2 separate regions of the Mus musculus genome follow, and region 2 is linked to region 1. The links are chromatin contacts, found by Hi-C in ENCODE. All regions are on one chromosome and are shown on one strand. Each heading gives the region's core, a stretch centred on a gene start or an enhancer-like site at or near the end of the contact. The rest is flanking DNA. Distances are from core to core; before and after follow the strand shown.

Region 1 (3,719 bases), core at 544-3,043:
ACAAGGAGCTGAAGGGATGGTGGAAAGACATGATCCTCTTGCAGAGAACTCTGTTTCCTCAACACCCACATGATAGGACTCATGATAACTGGTCGCTCTAGCTCCTTGGGACCTAAAGTTCTCTTCAGACCTATGTGTGCACCTGTACAAATACCTATGATATACATTAACAAATATACATATACATAAATAAAAAGATATATAATCATGCTATTTAATTGACTATAGCACAAAATAATACATATTATTTACTTAAATATTTTGTGTAAAGTGCAGCTAAGCAAAATATTAATACTTATTCATTCTACTGTAAAGTAGAGCCATGAAGTACCAAACTGTCTAGTCAGATGTGACTGAGAAATTTTTGTAATTAAGACATAAACATTCTTTTAAAAATCCATCAATTTCATGTTAAATCATTACATCAAGAAATATTTTTAAGAATGTGTTCTTTGGATTATGAGAATCATTTTACTGTCTTATTGCATGGATCAAATTTAAGAAACTAAGCAGAGAATCTTTAGTTTAAACATAGAAAAGTTTTAAATATCCTTCCAAGAGTGGAAAATAGAGAATGAGATGTCTATATCAGTGTAATTTGTTAAGGTCTTTCTTTCAGTTCAAGGCTGTGAGTCACCAGAAAGAGTGTTTGAAAATAATTACATGCACAAGCTGCTTTGGGATTTCATCTTACCCACAGTCTTCTGACATCTTCTGACACCTATTGGACAAATAAATGAGAGTGACATTTTCTCAATTTCTCCATCTGGGCATGCCAAAAATCAACCAGAAGCCCATCCCTGTGAATCAACACAAAAGGGCTAAAAGTTGCATAACCAAGGCTCAGAAATTCTAGAGTATTTACCATCAATGCATTGTCCCTTGAAGAGAGACTTAAAATTAGAAAAAAGGGCACAATCTGTCCAGTAGAAGAAAACAAAACAGAGCATCAGAAGGAGGACACTTTGAGCAGCTCTCAGCTCCGGAGGAGTTCTGTAGAGGAGCTTGGAGTTCTGAAGGTAGAGGACTTGCTGGTGGTGCTTGTGGAGAAGAAATACCATGTAGCCACTGGCCCCTCCCATGGCACCCTGAAACACTGCATCTCTCAGGACCATGAGAGGGAGAACAATCCATTTTATTTCCTGACTTTCTTGCATAAAATAGCAATAGTTGTCACTATTCTTATGCTGTGATATATTCATACCTGTACTTATGATAGAATGTATTAGGTTCATACTTATTAAACCATTGAGTATCCAAAAGAATAGCAAGAATGGAAGGATGTGCTGTGCAGACTTTGGCCTGAGCCTCCTCCACCCAGATGCTCTGGGACTGATGATGATGGCCTGGACCACAGTGAGGAGACTGCTGGTGCAGAGGGAGAGGCCCCGGGCCACTCTCCCCAGGTAAACAATTATCTTGCAGCCTATGTCATCTAGAAAATTTCTAATACCAAAAGTTTCTATTGCCTTGGGCAGTCCTTTTGTAAGAAGGAGTATGATGTTTGTAAAGGCCAAGTGGATGAGAATAAGGTGTATGGGCTTCTTCTCAGGGCTTCCCCACCAACTGAGCATAAAATTCACAGAAACAGACATGTTCCCCAGAGTGCCAAGCACTGTCATGGAGGGGAAAATAATTTCCTCAATGTACTTCAAAACCATGTCTTCCTTCCTAGGTGAAAAACTTGTATACAGGATGCAAACACATTCTGAAGAAAGCCTCCTTAATGCTAGATATGTGTATGAACAGCAAATTTGCACAGTAGCATTTTCTTGAGTTTGAAAAGCAGTCATGGACACAGGTAATATTGCAGCTTAGGTCTCTGAAACTTCTCTTTTATCCTGTGGTCTGTGGGATATTTTGCATGGTCTCATAGACGATATTATTAACTGGTATTCAAAGCTAAGATTTAAAGGAGATTATTTTTGAGCTTTACTCTAGAAACATTGACTTCTTCAAGTTTCTTTGCATGTGTGTTCGTGTGTTTGTATGTATTCATTTGTAAAATGTATGCATTATCTTTGTTACTTCTGTGTGTTGTTGAATTGAATTCCAACATCTGTATATATGTTGAAATTTTTTGAACATATTTTCTCACCCAATTCCCAAAGCCTGAGACTCATGCTGAATCTGACTACCTTCCTTACAACACACACAGATCCTGAGAAACCCTTCTAGTCAAAACCTGCAACATCTCTCCTCCTTTGTTCAATATTCCTTTCTTATCTGCATCTTGAAAAGCCAACAATTTCTAGAATGGCATTTGAATTCAAAGGTTTATAACTTCAATTTCTATATCAATATGTTAGGTTTTTTATATTGATCATTGATTGATTTTGCTCTGTATGAATGTTTACTAGATACTTTTAAAAAGTAGTCCTTAGTGTCATGTCAAATTGTGTAAACTTTCTAGATAAAGTCCCACAGTTAAATCTGAATCACAGGAAGATGTTCTTAAAAGCCTGAGTGAAAAATTCATGTAACCACCATGTTGTAGCCATGGACAGTGCCCGGTAGAACCCTGGGATGCTTCCTACTGATGAGAGGGATGGGGGAGGAGATTAATGAAGTGTTAGCTGATGCCAATTGATGAGTGTGATTTATGAGTTATGAGGTCTCAATATGGCTGAATGACCACAGTAGGTTGAGGTATACAGTTGTGAGCAGGGACTCTCCCATCTAAGTGTTCATGGCAACATTTGCCATGTGAGTAGCAGATATTAAGAGTTTGCTTTACAGCCTGCTACTCTTCCTGTTTCTTTCCAACCTGTTTGTTAGGCAGGCTGCTTTGTTCTATATCAGTCTGAGCTGATTTTAGAACTTAAACCTCAGCAGGATGTTATTGTTCAGGTTGTGGCACTCCATTCTCATATCTCAGATATTTTTAGTAAGCTTTGGGCACCATTTCTAGAATGAAAGGAATCAAGATGCTCCAGTGGCTCCATAGGTTTTTGTGTTCTGAGGACTTCGAGTGCCTTTGTTCCCTGCTTTCCTTCCTGCTGGTACTTCTAATAAGTCATTCATTTCTATTGAAATAGACTATTACAGGATAGAGAAGTGACTCCTCTCCTCCATTATTTGGGAATGCTAAAGGAAATTAATTTTAAAAAAAGAGAAGAAACTTCTGTTTAGATGGATGGATATTCCCATGATAGGTTAAAGCTCGAAGACCTTGAGATAGATTATATCCATTCATCCTGATTTTTCTTTTTTTTCAATATTTTTTACTAGGTATTTTCCTCATTTACATTTCCAATGCTATCCCAAAAGTCCCCCATACCCTCCCCCCACTCTCCTAGCCACACACTCCCACTTTTTGGCCCTGTACTGGGACATATAAAGTTTGCATGACAAATGGGTCTCTCTTTCCAGTGATGGCCAACTAGGCCATCTTTTGATACATCCTGATTTTTCTTAAAGCAAGCCAGCAAACAATCAAACAAACCACAAATGATTGTGGCCCTTTGGCAGTTATCACTGGGGTAAAGTTAAGGTGAGCTGTTTCAGGATGTACTAGTTTATAACCTGGAACCTTGTAGCAAGACATCTCAAGATGGTCTTGATAACTGCTACACTTTGTGGTTTATAGTTATCCACAAGCACCAGGCATACAATAACTGAAGTTGAGATAAATATTTATAATATTAGGTGATAGAATCAAGAGACTATAAGGATGAATCCAGAAGGAAAAGCTTCAACTGAGGAATTATAATGCTATT
Region 2 (3,719 bases), core at 812-3,311, about 75 Mb before region 1:
TAGTGCGAGACTTTAATCCCAGCACTTGGGAGGCAGAGGCAGGCGGATTTCTGAGTTTGAGGCAAGCCTGGTCTACAGAGTGAGTTCCAGGATAGCCAAGGCTACACAGAGAAACCCTGTCTCGAAAAACAAACAAACAAACAAACAAAAGAGAGAGAGAGAAGGAATCAGACTCAGCTAAAGGGATTTCTTAATCCGGAAGCTGATTAAATACGTGTGCTCTGAAAACCCATCGAGACAAACGCCTATAGTACATCTATTTCCTGTCTGGATGAGTCTTTAAATATATCTATGTTTTACTACTAGAAGATTGCTGCTGGACTCTCGGGTCTTCTGAAATCTTGGATACATCACTAGAAATCTCAGTTTCCGTCTTTCATCTATGACAGCACAGGTCTGAATGAGAATTAAACCCACATATTTAATAAAAAGTGTGTCTAAAATTGCTTTTGGAGTATTTGAACTAAAGCAGTGAACAACAACAACGACTGTGCTCACACAGACTCTAGCCAACTCAAGGGCTACTAGGGGGAGGGGCTGAAATATACAACATCCTACTGTCATCGATGTTGCAGAAAGGAAGGGAAATGGAGCAGTTATGGTGTCAAGGGAGGCTTCACTAAAACTGTGAAATTAAAACTAAAAAAAAAACTAAAGTAGGTAAGGGAGTCAATGTGGGAAGAGGGAGCATACTCTAGCTTGAGAAATTGCGTAATTTACTGCACCTGAAAATACACGAATGCTAATCAGCGCTAGCTCTGATTTAAACAAACAAACAAACAAAAACATTATACTATGGGGACTTAAATGATAGTTTGAAGCCCAGCGGTTGTGGTGCACATCTTTAATTTCAGCACTCTGGAGGCAGAGGCAGGCGGACCTTTGTTGAGTTTGAGGCCAGTCTTGTTTGCGAAGCAAGTTCCAGGACAGCCAGCTCTACACAGGGAAACACTATCTCGAAAACATCAAAAAAGGAAGGGATGTTTAAAAAAAAAAAAAAAAGCAACAGCTTGACTCCAAGTGCTAGGGCTTCTTGAGATGTACTTTTCAATTTTGGTAGTTCCAAATTGGAGCTAGTGAACTTCTGTGACTACAGTACAAGGATAAAACTGGGGACTGACGAGATGGCTCAGAGGTTAAGTTTGGCTGCCCTTCTAGAGGACCAGGTTCAATTCCCAGCAACCACTAGCCCCCCCAACCATCTTTTATGATTCAACACCCTGTTCTGGCCTCGGAGGGCACCAGGTACGCACTACACATTTAAAAAAAAAAATAATAAGGGCTGGTGAGATGGCTCAGTGGGTAAGAGCACCCGACTGCTCTTCCGAAGGTCAGGAGTTCAAATCCCAGCAACCACATGGTGGCTCACAACCATCCGATCACGATATCTGACTCCCTCTTCTGGAGTGTCTGAAGACAGCTACAGTGTACTTACATATAATAAATAAATAAATCTTAAAAAAAAAATAATAATAATAAGGTGGAAAAACCACACAGATTTCTAAAAGGTAAAAACTGCCCTTAATTACACAGGATTTCTCAAGAGCTTAGGGGGAAAGTCCTGGGCGTCCACAAAAACCAAGTACCTTTTGCTTTCCTGGCCTGGCCAGTAGTTTTATTTTCCATATAACATATCTCAACCAATTGTGCATCCGCTAGCAACAGGAGAGACAGAAACAGACTAACAAATCAGTCGCCCTCCATAATGGATGAAGCAACACGTCCGTGACCCGGCAGACGGGGCCCGGAGGCCGGGGAGTGCTCGTCTGGAACCCGCTGTCAGTAGCAGCTACGAGGTCAGCAGTGGCAGACCAGCAAGACCGCGGCACGCACAGGGCGCCTGGCTGGTTCTGCTAGTGTCCGCCGGGGAGTAAGAGAGGAACCGGCAACACGGTACCACATCCCACCACCTCAGACACCCTCATACCCGCAGAAGGAACCCGCGGATCTCCCAGCTTACAAAAGCTCCATAAGCACCTTCCGCCCTCTAAGCAGTTCCGGTGGCGTCTCAGCTAAAATTCTCCTGCTGTCAATTTCCGCCCATCTGCCTAGGAACGGAAAGACGTCACGGAACTGCTGTGCGGCGCTTGCGCTCCACTCGGCCTTCTTAAAGGACTACCCTTTCCCGTCCTGGGCTGAACGAGGCAGGCTCGTGGACCAGTGACATCCAGAAATTAAGAGTTTTTTGAGACCCGGGAGGTCGCGGACCGGTGCTCCGCGGCTGTCATCATGGTAAGGAGGCCTCCTCGGACGCGGGCGACGAAGGGCCTGGGGTTAGCGTGGTTGGGCTGTCGGGGAGAGAGGACCGTGGTAGGCGGAACTGAGATGCCTTGGCGTGAGATGCAGCTTCTGGACCCGGAACACAAATCTTGGGATGAGACAAGAGTTCACTATAAAAGTCCTGATCTTGCTACCGTGGCGTCAGTGCCAACCTAATGGAATGCAGTTGAGACTTGTGATAATAACTTTATAGTCGCATCACACCGTTTTAATGCTCAGTATACTATATTCTTTGCAAAAAGCCAAACAGCGAATGAGTTGCGGAACAAAACATTCTCTTTATATATGAATTACCAGACCTGCCATTCTCATTATACTGGATGTTTCTCTTCAAAGTGGAATGCCATAAACCTTCTTTGTAGTTGCTGCAAAGTTTATGTGATAGCAGTTGAAAACAACACCCATAAGGGTTTTGTTACCTAGTTTTAATCTCTGAGCTGGGTTTTGTGCCTGTTTGTTTATTAGGTTGGTTGGTTTTGAGGGTTCAAATCTAACTAGATGCTGACTACAGTTTCATTGTTAACAATGAAACAATTTAAAACACAAATGGGATCCCATATAGTACTGACAACATGCAAAATAATACACCAACTTTGGAAGATAACACAGCAGTAGACAGTTTCCAAGCAAAGGTCTGAATTCATCTATATTTATTACAACTTTATTCCTAATCACCAATGGAAAAAAATGAACAGTCCAGATATACATCATATGGTAAATGGATAAAGAAATGAGTTTATATCCACACACTGGGATATGGCCAAGTGCTATAAAGTACTTAAGAGCTGGTAGACATAAATGGATATATTCTAGTTAAAAAAAGCCAGATGCAAAAGGATGTGTGTCCTGTAGATTCTACTCACTGGGCAGAGTAAACCATACAAATATAAGGTTGAAGATGGGAAAAGAAGACCTTAGAGTAGCACAAAGGAACATTCTGGGGTGGAAAAATCAATATGCCATCTTGAATATAATGGATACAGAAATTTATGATTGGGCAGGAATTACAACTACACACCCACAACTAAAATTGGCAAATCTTGTTTTATGTAAATTGTGTTTTAGAAAAATAACATTCTTTTTTTTTTTTTTTTTTTTTGGTTTTTCGAGACAGGGTTTCTCTTTTAGCTCTGGCTGTCCTGGAACTCACTCTGTAGACCAGGCTGGCCTCGAACTCAGAAATCCGCCTGCCTCTGCCTCCCGAGTGCTGGGATTAAAGGCGTGCGCCACCACGTCCGATTGAAAAATAACATTCTTTTTGGTTTTTCGAGACAGGGTTTCTCTGTGTAGCCCTGGCTGTCCTGGAACTCACTCTGTAGACCAGGCTGGCCTCCAACTCAGAAATCCGCCTGCCTCTGCCTCCCAAGTGCTGGGATTAAAGGTGTGTGCCACCACTGCCCGGCAAAATAACATTTTCTAATTTAAAAAGACCTGAAAGT

The links. Hi-C counts contacts between places; a loop is a spot of excess contacts on that map.
Region 2: a loop to region 1 is called in a map of T-helper 1 cell, with 120 times the contacts of the local background. The contact joins the promoter of Nsa2 here to the promoter of Vmn1r-ps103 in region 1. A Hi-C loop is called at or near these places in 3 of 37 maps with a recorded cell type or tissue (T-helper 1 cell, T-helper 17 cell and regulatory T cell).

The regions. Positions count from the first base shown.
Region 1 is chr13:22,439,346-22,443,064 of GRCm38, reverse strand. It overlaps Vmn1r-ps103 (vomeronasal 1 receptor, pseudogene 103), which reads right to left and starts at 1,793. Exons shown (of 1, transcript NM_134211.2): 1 at 822-1,793. The coding sequence starts at 1,793. The coding sequence ends at 822.
Region 2 is chr13:97,136,268-97,139,986 of GRCm38, reverse strand. Nsa2 (NSA2 ribosome biogenesis homolog) reads left to right here and starts at 2,061. Exons shown (of 6, transcript NM_021552.5): 1 at 2,061-2,232. The coding sequence starts at 2,230. Gfm2 (G elongation factor, mitochondrial 2) reads right to left here and starts at 2,050. Exons shown (of 21, transcript NM_177266.5): 1 at 1,928-2,050.